Regions from separate parts of the Homo sapiens genome. Here region 2 is linked to region 1. A link is a loop called in an ENCODE intact Hi-C map of the cell type or tissue named here. Cell type or tissue: K562. All regions are shown on one strand.

Region 1 (8,000 bases):
TGCAACAGAGACTGCATGGCCCAAGAAGCCTAAACTATCTACTATCTGTCCTTTTACAGAAAAAGTCTGCTGTCTTCTGCCCTGGGCTCAAGAGCTTGGACTCAAGAGTCTAGAGTCTTGCAACTTGAATTATGGTCCACATACTAGCAACAGCAACAGCACCTGAAGCCTGTTAGAAATGCAGAATCTCAGGCTGCCCCAGACCTATTGAACCCAAATCTGCATTTGCGTAAGGTAGTTGTGTTAGTACAAGAAGTAGATGCCAATACAGGATTAAATATGTAGGATTTTACTGGGGGGGACAATTCCGAGGAAATATAAACAGATCCTGAAAAGGCTGGGAGAGACATCAGTCATTGCTGCAAGTCTGACTCTGAAGGAAAAAAAAGAGGGAAGGAAGGTGGGATGGAAGTGTTGTTGACTACAGTGCAGTCTAAGGAATTTCCTGCAAGGCCTTTTTGAGTCCTCCAGCCAAAGTCAATGACTGTCTCTCAGGAACTGGTCTGCCTTTAACCATGCCACCCCAGGGATCTGTGGCCTCAGTGAAAATGCAGTGATGTGTTTCAGAGCACAGCGCCTGGGGTCCTTGGTCCATGAAACTGCCTGCACTGTGCAAGACGTACTTACATTGCACCTGCTGCCAGGTGTATTGCCATGGCAGACATCTTAAGAATAGTCTCAGCTGATCTCTATTCACACTGAAGTTTGAGAAGAAATGCTCTAAAGTATGAGTTAGCAAACTTTCTACAAAGGGCCAGACAGTAAATATTTTGGGCTTTGTGGGTCAGAAGGCCTCTTTTGCAACTACTTACCTCCACCAGTTAGCAGGGAAGCCACCACAGAGAACACATAACCAACATGGGTGTGGATGTGTGCCAATAAAACTTTATTTACAAAAACAAGCTTCAGCTTTAGACCTGATGTGACCCATAGGCCATAATGTGCCAACCCCTGCTCTAGAGTTCTGGGGTTTAAACTTCCTTAAAGTAATTAAGCCCCTCCTTCACATGAAACAGGTAAGGGAGGGGATGCTCCTATTGAAGGTGGAAAGGGAGCCCTGTACTCAGTGATTTCCCCTCAGAAGCTCCTAAGACACCTCAGTAGGCAGCAAAAACAGAATCTGAAAGCCACTGCCCTGGATCCCACAAAGAGACTCCAGTTTCAGAAAGTTCCCTCCACCCTTTTATTCATCCTTAATGGACAGTCAGCTGTCTAAATTTCTATTTTGTCTATTCTACAAACATAACTGAGAGTCCCTAATACTGTGCTAGATATTTTGGAATCACAAAAGTTAATCAGACATGCATTTGCCTCTGGAGGAATTACCAGTGGATAGAAATGAGACATGCACATAACAAATAAGGCAGGAAGCAATATGCACCCTAGGAAACCACACATGAAGGGCCCTGGAAGCAGAGACATAGAGAAAATTACTTTCCCATAGGGATGAGGGGCATGGCCACAGGCTTCGAGAAAAAGGGTCATAGTCACAGTCTGTTTCACTTCTTAAACCAGATATCATACAGCCCCTCCATGTTACTCTCTTCTTGAGGGCCATATAGCCACATGATAAAACCTTCTACACAAAGATGCTAATTTACAACCATCAGGGGCTATGCCCTGTTCACACAAGTCAACTCGTGCAACTCGTACTCATCACTGTGGGTAAATCCATCCCCAGAAACCAACAGCAAGCCCTCACATCCATGGGTCGTCCATGCTTAGGGCAGGTGGCCATGACTTTGCTGCACATGTGGATCCTAACCAGGGAGCAGAGTTCTAATGTGGAGGGAACTGCACAGTTCCACAGGATTCTTGGAGGACAAACACTCTGACTTCAAACCTTGCTGTGATATAGGAAGAAGCAACTGAGGAGAGGGCCATGCAAACCTCATCTTCAGGAAGATTCTGGGAAAAGTATAGATTTGTCTCTTCACCTGTCATTGAGTCCTATTGGATAAAGGGAGAGATCCCACACGTGGCCTGCCTTTTACATTCTCTTCACATCTACGTGAATCTGCCTTCTATGAAGCTCCATATTCTATGTGGATGACACCCTCCACCTTGAGTACAAACCTCCCTTATTGGGAGAAGGGGATGTTTCAGCATTCTGTGAAATCTCATTTCTTAGATGTCAAAAACAACAACAACAACAACAACACTTACCAATATAGGCCTTAAACAATAGGTTTTATACATAATGTCAGCAGACCCTGGCCATCAAGAAATCGTGAAGGGTCTTGATATGGTTTGACTCTGTCCCCACCCAAATCTCATCTCGAGTCGTAGCTCCCATAATTCCCACATGTTGCAGGAGGGACCTGGTGGGAGGTAATTGAATCATGGGGGTGGGTTTTTCTGTGCTGTTCGTGTGATAGTGAATAAGTCTCAGGAGATCTCATGGTTTTATAAATGGGAGTTCCGCTGCGCACGCTGTCTTGCCTGCCACCATGTGAGACATGACTTTCCTCCTCATTCACCTTCAGCCATTGTTGTGAGGCCTCCCCAGCCATGTGGAACTGTGAGTCCATTAAAGCTCTTTCCTTTATAAATTACCCAGTCTCAGGTATGTCTTTATCAGCAGCTTGAGAACAGACTAATACAGCTCTGAACGTTGTGTGAACTATGTGAACATGTTCATTTTTCTAGGGAGTGGACATAGCTTTCATCAGATTTTCAAAAGGTTTTATGGCCTCCAGAAAACTTTAGCACTGTTGTCCAATTTATTCAAAATAGTACTGCTCAGGCTAAAAAGAATGGATTTTTTTAAATAAAATAAATGAGCCCTTTGGGGCCTCTGATTCTACTGCATTTACAACACATTAGACTGTGTTGTAAAAAAAGTCTGTTTACCATCATTCTCATTTTACAATCTAGCAAACTGAATTCCTAAGAAATTAAAGTGAATATTCCACCTAAGGAAAAATGATAGGTTAGTGGGTTAGAACCAAAGACAAGCAGGTTAACGTGCTGCTCCCAGTAATGATTGCCTCCCACTGTTAGCTCCTGCCAGGCCATGAGTAAACACAGTGGCCAAGCCCTATGGTGGGCACTTTACATACATGACTTGTTCAAGCATCATAACGACTCTGCAAGACTTTGTCTTATTTTTCATTTTTTGGAGCTTTTTTCATTTTTATTTAAATGGAATGATATTTTGTATACATATATTTTTCTCCTTTTTCCATTTGAGGAAATGAAGGCATAGAAAAGCTCAATGGATCGCTGAAGACCACAGCCCTGATAAGCGTCAGAGATGGAATCTGTTGCCAGGTTGGCCTGCCTCCCAAGTTCTACACAAGCATATACTCTAATGCTCGGATCCTCAGAGGAGGAAAACTTGTCTTCATGTCAGGGACAGTTTCTTAGACATCTTTGTGCTCCCCACAGGGCCTTGCCGTGCTTTGCATGGAAGGCACTCAATAAATATTTGTCGGATGAAGAAACCTGGGCTCAGGCTCCAATTCTGCCATGGACTTAGTGACTCAGTCTCCTGCAACTTGGAGCTGCAGGTGGTTACTCAGCTGGGCAACTTCAGGGAACATTTGAAATCAATTATGGGTGAGGAGGAACCTATTAAAATCTTCTCTTTTGTGTATGTTGGGGTTAAAAGAGAGGAAAGGAAGTTGAGAAGGCGGGAAAGGAACAGGATGGTTTCAAGGTTGGGTGCTGGAGCTTAAAAGTTACACACGTGGATGGGACAGAATTTGGCTTACGTCCAGTTCTCAGTTCCAATGGCCCAACCAAATGGGCTCCTGACCTCAGTCTACTCCTAGGTGGCCACATGGCCCTGAGCTGCCAGGCCCCTGACTAGCTACTCTTACAGAGGACTCTACAGTGGAGCAGTTGTACACAGTCCTCTCCTACACCTTGGTTGTTCTGTCTCCGCTATGGGAAATAGGCCACTTCAGAAGATCTACCTTGCAGGGACCCAGGTACCACGTCTCGCCTTCTGAGGGCCAGAGAGACGTTCAGCACCCAAAGCCTGTGAGCTCCGTGTTGTCCTCAACTCTAAATAAATGTATTCTGGCAATTCATTCTGGAATTCAACTTTCTATTTTGGAAGAATGTGGGAGTTTGGAGTGGGGGAGGGAGAGGGGAAACTTTAGTTGATTTTCTTTTCTTTACTAGTTGCTAAAGTGCAAGTTAGTCACAACCCCAAAAATGTCACTTTTGCCCTTTCACATAAGCCCCGCAAAAAACACTTGCATAAAGCTGACCCCAAGGGATGCCAACGAACAACATTCTGGGAGAGGACAATTAAATACACACAGCCCAGAGCCAGGGCAGGACAGTCCTCCAAGAAATCAGAGACATTCCCCACTACGTGGCTGCCTACTCTCCTGTGAATGAAGCAACACTGCCACCTAGTGTTCCGTGTAGAAAGTATCCTCTAAGACCCCCGCATCTGGGGCTGGGGAGGGGAATGTTCCTCTGTAAATTGCTATGGCTGCATTGCTTGAAGTCTCTGTTGAATAAAAAATGCCCTAAATTGGGTAGATTAAGGATTGGGAAACTGGGTTTAAGTTGAGTAGGTAGAAGCTACGCTTTGAGAGCTGTTGAAAAAAGTGTAGGGGCCAAGTCTTGCAGCACCTCGGATCATTCCAAGTGGAACAGCAGAATTGCTGAATTGTATGTGGCTCCCAGGGACATGATTCTATTGTCATTCTGCATAGGTGAAGGCCAGCCATCGTAGGAATAGACAATGACCAGCTCAGGGGCGAGTGCTGTATGGTAAGAGAAGGAAGATGGACTGGTCTGTCCACAGGCATGAGTAGATTAGGGTAAATGCCTTTGGCAACATTATGGTTCTCAGGCATGGAGAGCACAGGTGAAGTGTAAGCAGCTAAGCACAGTGAGTACACAAGGATGCCCAAGCCCTCAGCAGCCCTGTTGCTAGAATCCCAAAGAATGAAACCATGTTCCCAACCTCCATCTTTCCCAGACCTTTACCCTACATCTTTACTGAATATTTTCTGATGTACAGAAATCTAAAGAAAAATATAGAGTGGTAAGTGGAGATGAGATAGCCCTGGGCATTCCCTGCCCTCAACCTTTCTGGTGTAGACCTAAGAGGGGAAATACTGGTACACCACAAGGGACACTTTGATTTGAAGAGAAGGAAAATTCAGAAGCTAGACAGTCTGCAAAAGATTTTCTGCCCAATTTTACATGCTTACGGTTAAAAGAGTTCAGACGGGCACTTTAGAGAAGGATCTGAGTGTGTGCTGTGGCAGTGTTGGCAGGGGTTGGAGGCGGTGGACAGGTGGGCAAGGTAGAAAGACGTCCTGGGGTGGGGATGGGGGAGGTGCCACAAGAAATGCTGTAACTGGAATCAAATCATGACACTGCTTTCCTCTGTGCAGAGCATCAGACAGGACACAGGAGGGACAGGACAGGGGTCAAGTTTCCCCAGGTTTGGCCTCTAGTAACCCAAAGCAGCAGCCCCTTAGAGCCACCCACATAGACTCCTATTGGATCTTTCTCTCATTTTTTTTCAGCCAGGGAATTGATCCCCGGTCTTTATGTTGCTACTGCAAGAGGAGGGGTAAGCAGAGTCGTGGGTCTTAGTCTAGACTGCAAGCACACAGTTTCCCTGGCAGATGGGTACTAGGAAGCAAGATTAAGCAGCAAGAAGATGTCATCTGGGAGAAATTGTGGAGCTGCCAACTCTGATCAGATAATCATCTCATTATTTCTTCCATTTGGCCCCAGAATAAGGATTTCCTTCTACTCTTTCTCTTCCCCCACCTAACTTATAGCCCAACCCTTATTTCTCCCCTTTCCCCACTCCCTCTCCCACCCAAAAATAAAATACAGCAAAACCACAAGACTTGAGAATGCTCAGTGTCTGGGAATCCCAGCTTCCGAAGGAGAAATCACAGCCAAAGAGGGGGAGACAGAGTGTCCGGAAGGGATGTTCCAGCAACACCCCCTTGAAAGAGGCTCCCTCCTTGCCGACTTCTTTCCCTAGTCTGAAACTTTGCAGGCATCCAGTAACCTGAGAATATTTTCTTAATTCGGAAAATCTTCAAGCGATTCAAGTGTCCTGGAGTTCTATTCCCAGCCTGCCTGGCATGCCTTTTATTGCCTCAGTTTCCCCATCAATATAATGGGACTGGAAAACATGAAAGAGCACTGTGGATAATTCAAATTAAGCAGATTATATGGTTCTACTGTGCACCTTGCTTTGTGTTAGGTTCTGTCATGGGGAATTCAAAAGGATAAGGTACTAAATGATGAAATATCATGTCTAATCCATGACCCCTTGCTTCATTCCAACTTTCCCAGTAAGGCAACAGGGAACAGTTACTCTTAACCTCATTTTTCTTTGCCCTTCTGGGTGACTTTCCATGAAAAGCAAGATCTGTGTGTAGTGCAAACAAATGTGGGTCATGTTCCCAGACCAGTGCTCCTGATCAAAATCATGGAGTTATAAAAAGTTTCATTTTTTAGGTCCTTCTTACAACAACAGCAGGCCTAGAAGTCAGGATCTTGGCTTGTAAGTGCTCACTTTTTCCAGTGGACCCTACTGTTCCTAAGCTGGACACATGATTGTTGTGACAAAGTGGAGGGACCTCCAGGACCTGGACCAAAGGGCACCTTTCTGCCAAGATCCAGGGCACTCAGAGAAAAGGAAACCAGGCAGGACCTGACGGCTGTGTACCTAGCAGCCTTGTTTCCTCACCACCTGGACCAGCCCAGGCATGACTCATTGCTCAGGTCCTTGGATTCTCATCTGTCTTCAAGGTTGCCTGGGTATCTCATATTGGTCTACCGGAAATGGAGTGTGACACCCCTTCTCTTTTGGCAAAGAACCAAGGAGCTCTATCCCTTTAAAGACAGGTAAGAGAGCTAAAGTCTCCTAAGTGCAAGCACAATGTATACAAGGACATGAGATCAATACAAGGTACAGAGGCTGATATGGCTAGAGTCATTATCTCCTTTTTGATGGTGTCTGGAATCCTGCCGTGCTGATTAATAAAGGCCCTTCCCCCTCTCCCTGGCTAGCCCTTTCTGGCTTTCCTGTTGGGTCCCCTTCCCATCCTCGCTCCCTATGTCTAACCCGTCAGAAATAAAGCCAGCCATACCCTCAGGATTTCAGAAAGCCCAGGAGAAGGGTGTTACCTGCGATGATGGCTGGGTTGTTCTGTCCTCCCTCCGGTTTAACCCAGGCTTCCACTGTGAACGCCTCCCGGGGAATCTCAGCCAGCACTTCTGGACGCAGCAGCAGCCGCTCCCGCCTCCCAGAGAAGTATAAGATGGGCAGTCCTACTTGGGAGTTAAAGGTCTCTGCTTCTCGGTAGGAGCCCTCTCCACCATTTTGGTTGCTTTCCTCCGGTGGACTCTTTTTGACCCTGTGTTTAAGGGAATGCTTGGGCCAAGGTTGGAAATGTGAAGAGATACCGGAGTCTCCCTGCCCATCTTCCGCCCGCCTCTTCCACACTTGGCGACGCTGCCTGGACTTGGCCCAGCCCCTCCTTTGGGTCTCTGGTTTGGGTTCGTTCAGGGTTGTGAAAATGGCGGTGGTAGTAGTGGCAGCCATGGCTGAGCCTTTCTGAATCCCGGCCTCACCTAGAGACTCCTTGGATCTTTGATTGCCGAGATAAGCGTCATCATCTCCCAGCAGCTCAGATTGCCCAATAGGACTATCCCCTACCCATGGGGCAGCCGGCTCTTCAACTGCACCCCTCAGTCCTGCTGGATTTTCAGTCAGGTCTGGGGGAACAAGGCTCACAGCATTTCCTTCAGTGTCTGGTTTGCTGCGTCCTGTATGATGGATTTCTTGCTCCCCCACGGGGTAGGGCCTTAGGTAGTTCCCAGCCCTGCTGGGGTAGACTCCAAAGAGGTGATGCTGTGGAGAAGCTCTGGGTCTTCGAACCTTGGCCCCCAGCCAACAACGTTCTCCTTCCAACAGCACCTGATTCAGGTGTTCCCTCTCAACCAAGGATTTCTTGCGTGTCCAGCCCAGCTCAGAGTTGGCAGAACAGAGTGCCCAC
Region 2 (8,000 bases), 190 kb before region 1:
ATTATATGCATTTTTTTTTACTGTACAGGGTTGGTACTCTTAATCTACATGTTCAAGAGTACAGGCTTAGTTTTATTTAAGTAAATAGAAAAATAAAGATTTATGATGAAAAGAAAAAAGGAAAGAAGGAGAAGAGGAAAAAGATCTGAGGATGCCATTGTTCTTTACAACAATATTTATGTTTTTCTTGAAAAACAATGTATCTTCATATAAAACTAAATATCCTCTTAACCATATGATCCAGCAATCACATTCCTTGGTATTTATTCAAAGACATTTAAAAATTTATGTCTATAGAAAAGCCTGCATGTGGATATTTATAGCAGCTTTATTCATAATTGCCAAAACTTGGAAGAAACCAAGATGTCCTTCAATAGGTATATGGATAAATAAACGGTTGTACATTCACATAATGGAATATTATTGAATGATAAAAAGAAATGAGCTATCAAGCCATGAGAAGACATGAAGGAAACTTAAATGCATATAACAATGTGAAAGAAGCTAATCTGCAAACCCTACACACTGTGTAATTCCAACTATATGACATTTCCAGAATATGACATTATGGAAAAGGCAAAATGATGGAGATGGTAAAAATATTAATGGTTGTGAGAAGTTTGGGACAGCAGGGATGTAGGGTATGGTGGTGAATAGGCAGAACACAGAGGATTTTTAGGGCAGTGACAATGCTGTGTGTGATACTGTAATGATGTATCATTACACATTTGCCCAAGCACATAGAATGTACAACAAACACTGAGAGTGAATTCTAATGTAAACTACAGATTTGATGTGATTATGATGTGTCAACGTAGGTTCATCAGTTGTAACAAATGTACCACTCTGGTGGGGGATGTTGATAGCAGGAGTGGCTAGGCATGGGTGGGATCATTGGGTGTATGGGAAATCTCTGTACCTTCCTTTCAATTTTTCTGTGAACCTACAACTGCTCTAAAAGAATAAAGACCTTAAAAATAAAACAACAATGCTCTTTTAAATGGCACAACCACTTAAACATTTAAATTATTTTACAAATTGGTTTTATAATTCAATGCATATCACATTAACCTTTTTCGACTGTCTTGTATAAAGTGAAACATATTCACAAACACACACATACATACACACACACATATATTCATACAGATATATGACCACATTGGTGTATGTGTATGATAGATACTGGATCAAAACTGCTAACTCTCAATTATCCATCTTTATAAAAATAATCAGAACAAAGATAATTGAAACAGTAACCATAACTTTTTAATTTTTGTGTTTTTATATACAGTCATGTGTCACTTAACATTGGGATACATTCTGAGAAATGTGTTGTTAGGTGATTTTATTGTGCAAATATCAAAGAGTGTACTTACACAAACCTATATGATATAGCCTAGTACACACATAGGCTATATGGTGTAGCCTACTGCTCGTAGGCTACAAACCTGTACAGCATGTTATTACTGTACCAAATACTGTAGGCAATTATAACACAATGATGTGTTTGTGTATTTAAACAAATCTAAACATAGAAAAGGTACAGCAAAAAATACTGTATTATAATCTTATGAAATCATTATTATATATACAGTCTTTCATTGAGACAAATGTAATGTGGTACATGACTGTAATTTTATTTTCTAGGAAACACATTAATATTACTGATTAAATTTCATTTTGATGATATTATAAAAATACCAGTTGAGCCATGAAGAAGATGGCTCTGAAGCAGACTAAAGAATAAGGGGAAAAAATCTGGACAGGTATCATTCATAAAATAGATGTGCTTTTTCTAGATAAAAGAGAGTTGCAAGGACATTCTCTGGTAGAGAACTGCTTGGATAATCCACCTACCAAGAGCTGGGGAATTTCTATGAAAAGACCTTACTCTTGGAATCACTACTTTTCCTTCATGCTTTTTTCCTGCAAGCAAGTTATTTGTGTATCCCTTCTGCCCTAAGCTGTCTAGTAAGTTGAAACCATTATAGCATGTGGCTCTTTCAGGATATGAGACACATGTAGTTGGATAACTCCAAGGTTACTGCATACATTCGCCTATCTCAGGCTAAACTATTGTGGTGAAAATAATCCCTGCCTTTTGAAATCCCTACCCTTGCATAATCTCCACAACTTGAGTGTGGGTGGGACAAGTGACATGCTTCTAATCAATTGAATACAAAGTTGACAAGCTGTAACACTTGTGATTATGTTACAAAAGATTGTAAAATTTACTTGCTGAGAGACTCTTTGTCTTGTTGGCTTTGAAGAAACAAGCTACCATAGGTGAGCTTCCCAATGGAGCAGACTATGTGGCAAGGAAGTAAGGGTGGTTTCTGTGCAACATCCAGCATAAAAACTGAAGCCCTCAGTCTGACAGTCTTTTGGAACCAAATACCAACAACCATGTGAACTTGGAAGTGGACCTTCCCCAGTCAAGCCTTCAAACGAGAACACATTCCTAACTGACACCTCATTATAGCCTTACAGATGACCCAGCTAAGCGTTGCCTAGAATCCTGACCCTCAGAAACTGTAAGATTATAAATAAGCATTGTTGTAAGATGCTATATTTATAGTAATATTATTATACAACATTAGAAAACTAATACACACATAAGCCAGGCTTTCAAAATTATGTTTCTTTTCCTGGGTTAGATGCACTTTAATCTCAGAGAGAGTAGAATATGTTTCCTCAGATTTTTTTTCTTCTCTAAGAAACAAGATTTTTATTTTTTTATTTTTTTGGTCTGGGCTAGGACCCCATAGGAGCTGGGTCAAAACTTCTCTTTTTCTATTGTCTTCAAATCCTCTGGGTTGTGCCCATAAAATTGCCCTAATCTGAATTGCATATTTCCTACACTTTCCCAAAAGTCCAAAGTATCTTTACAATTTTCCCCTTGGTAACCTACTTCATCAGGTTTCCCCAGCTTGCCTGTATTACTTGGAGCCTGAATTTACAAGTCATCATTTCCTCAAAACAAATATGCCCGTTCACATAAGTAGATGTAAAATACAGCTGTTATTTGATTATTCCAGGGCTAGTTAAACTTTTGTTACCTGAATCAAAATATGATTTGAGAGAGGGTGGCAGGATTTCTTGAAGAGTAGTAGACATGAATCGATTTCTGAAATAGTTCACCATTTATATAATAGAAGCTTTCCTTCCCAGAAACAAGTTACTTGGATTCCAGTCTTACTTTTGCTAATCCCAAATAAAGTAAATTTGTGCCCTTGAGTCTCAGTTTCCTCAGCTGAAAAATTATGCCTGTTCCATTGAGTCACTTAAATGGTTTTTGAACAACAGTCTATCTCTTTCTATACACAAACGCACATGAATACACACATGCAAACACACACACTACACATATAATGAGAGTGAGAACAAGCGAGAGAAGAACCCCAGTTTCCATATGGATATTTATTTTAAAAGATTAATATCTTATTCAATTTTATATTAGAACACCTGGCTTTGATAAGTTATAGTTCAAGGCAAACCTTAGAACCCACTATGATTTTACATTTGTGAGTATCTATTACTTGTTTTCCATCTCAATCAGAATGTGTATTTATACTGAATAAACTAATAAGGTATTTATACTTTATGTTGGTCTTTGCTTAAGTTCAAAACATTAAAAAAATATGAATTTCTAATTAGCTCAAATCTATTCAGAAATTATATTTTAAAATAGTATTCGCCTGTAGTCCCTGCTACTTGGGAGGCTGAGGCAGGAGAATGGTGTGAACCCGGGAGGCAGAGCTTTCAGTGAGCCAAGATCGAGCCACTGCACTCCAGCCTGGGCAACAGAGCGACACTCCTGTCTCTAAAAAAAAGAAAAAAAGAAAAAGAAAAACAGTATTGAAGCCAGGAAGGAACTCCTGTGTGGAACACGAAAGACACAGAGAACAGAGGTTTCCTCTTGGTTATTTGACAAGACTTTCTCTGCTGGTTATCAACTTATTGCCTCTCAGTTCCAAATCCACCCTTCATTGCCCTGCTTTATGATACTAGAGCTGGACCATGAAAACATTTCTCTTTACCAGCTAGCATGTCACTTTTTTCTTCAGTAGATGGCACTGGAGAGACATTGCAGGATGAAGAGGCTTGCCTTCATTCCTATGTGCTTTCCCGTCCTTGCTTCTCCAGCCATGTGTGGGACAACCAGTGGTGCTCACCACCTAGTGAGTTTCAGGGACACTCCACATGTCCCAGCAAGTCTTATCAGCATCTTAGCTGGCTTCTCAACAAGTCTCAGTGGCACCCCTGTGGATGTCTCCCATCAAGTTTCATTAGTGCCCAGTGGGGAGACTCCCAGAAAGTTCCAGCAGCACCACAGTGACAGCTTTCCAGAAGTCCCAATTGTGTTCCAGAGGCAGCTTCTTCATGAGCTTTTACCTGCACCCCAGTGAGCATTTTCTGACTACCAGCCCCATTCCATTCTGTAGAACCTCCACAAACTTCTCTGCCACACAATGTTCCACAGCTGCACCTCCTCCAGTGAGATCTGAACCTCAGCTTTGGGTTGGGAGCCTCTTCCACATTTGTTCCTTTCTTGGATACTCTTCTATCACTCATAAAAGTAATGGTTGCTCCCTTTATCAATCATTCTTTTATTTGTTAGAGTTCTCCCTGCCCTTTAGTAGTTAATTCCATTACTGGTTAATAATTACTTTTATGAAACTTCTCTATTTTAATTACTGTGTCCTTATTGGATCCCAACTAAGATGGGATGGTACTGGGGTTAATAGTACAAGACAGATTCACAAGGATGGGATTTGGGGACAAGTTTGATTGTGCCTTTGGTCTTGAGTACAATCATTGGGATATGGGATGCTAGTAATCCACGGCATCCAGCAGCATCACTATTTCTCAAGCTGCCATGTTTGGTTTATTGTGATGAAGAGCCAACTGAAAAAATGTCTGCTGTATTTGACTATAGGTGTGCTGCACACCACTGGCCAAGCATGTCACAGCAACAGAAGAGAAGAAATTACACCAGAAACAGCAGAGAAAACCCCTCCTCCTGCATTGTCTATCTAGCACCCTCTACTGATGATGTGTAACATGATACCCGTTGGCAAAGGATAAATAGTGATAAAAATCCAGCTCTACTATTACAATACATGTGATGAGGGTGGATTTGGAACCAAGAGGCAACAAACAAATTGACTGATAACTAGCACACCTGATTGGCAAAAAATAAAGATGGGGAATACTGTGAAAATTGCCACAGGTGGTACTCCAACCTGGTATTAGAAGGTGTTACAAATCTCACATGTATTATTTTCAGTCAATCTCACAAGAATACTATAAGGTCATTTCTCTTGGCTTCCCATTTAAATACTAACAATATAGAAATATATGAAAATTATTATCAATACCAAAAACCAAGATTGGCAACCAAAATCTGTAAGGATTTTCTCTTGATTGAAAAAAATATTGGAGTTAAATTGAGAAACATCATTGGAAACCAAAGCATGTACTTTTTGTTTCCTGAAAAAGAGAGAATAGTAATGAAGCCAAACTAAAAGAAAAAAACAGATCATTCTTTCTTCATTTCCTGGCCCCTGTAAAGACGAGAAAACTGGGCCCTGTTTTTCATGGGTCAGAGATCTGTTCTCCAGTCATTATTCCCATCAGTACTACCTTTTCTTTACTCATTTCAGACTTCAGGTTAGGAAGTATAGAGGTCTTAGTGAGGTAGGGTGGGGTGTGGAACCAGTGGCAAAAGCCGTTATATATTGGGAGATATATGTCCTAAAGGTAAAATGCTACTGAGTCCTAAAGAATCCTAGAGGTTTGAGGATCATGGGATAAACTTTTGGAATAAAATCTTGGAGTAGTTGGACATGGCAAAATCTGAAAGCTTTGTAAACAGTGCAGTGAAGCTATGTGCCTGGGGCTCACTGGCAGCAAAGACAGAGAAAGGTTAAAAATAAAAGAAAGGCAAATATTTATCAAACAAATACAAACAAAAGGAAGGCAGGGATAGACATTTTAATTCCAGAAAGAGTAGAATACAAAGCCACAGGCATTTAAAGGGGTAAAAGGATTGGCAAGATGTATGATCCTAATAAAGATAAAAGGCTCACAAAAAATTATATACTTAACTATCTAATATCAAATTATATAAATCAAAAACTGTTTGGAATACAAGGGAAAAATGAAAGAAGCACAATTGCATAAAAGGTTGACACCACATTCTCAACCAGGTAGACTGGGAAATCTATGCAGATTGAAGAAAAAGTGTAAATGCTGTAAAGAGATGAGTAGAGTAGTCAAAAGTTTCAATTATGGTCATCAATCCATGTCCTGGAAAAGGAGATAATGTTCTGTATCTTTTGAAGATTCAGCACTCATAGATCTTATGGATATATTATCAGGTAAGTCACAGAAGTTACAATCAATTTTTTCATTTTATCCATGTGATTGGAAGAACAAAATTCGATAGGAGAAACCACATGCCCATCAGCAATTCTTGCCTGCTGTTAAACTTTTCTATCTTGACCTTGTAAATTCCCAAAGTAGAAAGAGTCCTGTTTGTCTGTAAACTAATTCACTCACTTAGGTATGTTAACATATTGGTGTCTGGGTTATATTTTAGACACACTGCAAATCCCATTACATTAATAAAATAGATAGTTTCCACTTCCCAAAGCCATCAACACAATCCTGGGATGGTTGGAGGTTTGCCTGATCCTGATACTGTGGCAAGTTGTGCAGAACCTATCCCTAAAGTGGCCAGAGCTGGAAACAACTGGAGGGTAAGAATGAATTAAGCTCTTCTTGAGCACTGGTGGCCAAAATCAGGAAAACTAAACTTGGTTTTCAAGACTAAAGGGTTCATGATCAGTAGAATAAGCTCAAAGGGTCATAAACTGGGTAGTCATCATAACAGAGTGAGAAACAAGACTGAGACAGAACCAAGTTAAAGGAACCAGGGAATGAAGAAAGAATAACCTGTTTCCCTCTCCTCTTTTAGTATGGCTCTATTCTTTAAATGCATTTTTTTTCCAGAAAATAAAAACCGTGCATGCTTTGATTTCCAATTATGTTTCTCAATTTAACCCCAGTACATTTGTAATCAGGAGGAAATCCTCACAGATTCTGGCTGCCAGGCTTGCTTTTTCATTTTGATAAGAGTTTTCGTATTCTGTGTTGTTAGTAGCTAAGTGGGAAGCAAGGAGAAATTACTTTGTCCAAGACAAAGATCATGAACATCACTGGAGAGGCTGACTTAGGTTTACTGGCTTTCATCTGAGATTCTGTGGGCCAATCAGGTTGGTTTTAAAGTGTAGTGTTGCAGGAGGGATGGGCCACTGGTCATTAATGTTTAAATACAAAATGGATAACACATATTCTACTGGCAGGCATCTGTCAGCTCTCCCCTGCCCATGTAAGTATCAGTGGAATTCAGGTCATAAGGGGTAAGAAGGAGGTAGCCAGGAATCCCTCTCACTATGCCCAGAATTTGAGGGTTTTATATCGTGGTGCCTCTACATATACAACTGTGACAGACACAGGCTGCAAAAACACTTTGACTCTTTGAGAATACATAGGGATTTAGGTTTCAGTTATATTCACAATTAAAGTATATGGGATTTACCAGGCTCCCGGTATATCAAAATTTACTACATTGTACTGATTTGCTGGCTGACAAGGAAAAGTCAATTTGCATGGCTCCTGTCAGTCACATGTGGTTTGGAAATGCTTATGCATTCCAGATACACAGTGTAAACTGGAGAATCATATCCTATTTCTCCTGGTTTGCATGCATGCATATGAAACTTGTTTTTCCCACAGTGCCACATGAGAAGAAGTGAAGAACTAGCGGCAGTAATTACAATTAATCAACTTCTTTGTTGAGACTTCACAGCTATGATTGTAAGGGGAATTCTTGTTCCTCATGTCTAGAAAGGCTGTAACTTCTACTTTTTTTTTTTCTTGTTCAGTTCTGTTCATGGAGCATTTAGAGATAAAGTCGGCAACTGTCATCC

What was found. Peaks named below come from ENCODE experiments on the same cell type or tissue, not always from the same donor. Only the 100,000 strongest peaks of a DNase experiment are listed, where the experiment ranks them.
Region 2: a loop joins it to region 1, with 9 times the contacts of the local background. A loop is called at or near these places in 4 of 110 quality-filtered maps.

The regions. Positions count from the first base shown.
Region 1 is chr1:176,556,370-176,564,369 of GRCh38, reverse strand. It overlaps PAPPA2 (pappalysin 2), which reads right to left. Exons shown (of 23, transcript NM_020318.3): 2 at 7,129-8,000. Among named protein-coding and RNA genes, the nearest start is that of PAPPA2, 97 kb to the right of the region's middle. RefSeq lists a silencer at 4,271-4,320 and an enhancer at 6,323-7,522. In K562, a CTCF peak has its summit at 4,366 (motif pointing left); a DNase peak (open chromatin) is centred at 4,379; H3K27me3 peaks cover 1,317 bases.
Region 2 is chr1:176,742,251-176,750,250 of GRCh38, reverse strand. All of the region lies in intron 14 of PAPPA2 (pappalysin 2), which reads right to left. Among named protein-coding and RNA genes, the nearest start is that of PAPPA2, 280 kb to the right of the region's middle. RefSeq lists a silencer at 2,372-2,572. In K562, CTCF peaks have their summits at 4,074 (motif pointing right) and 5,051 (motif pointing left); no DNase peak of the experiment used is centred here.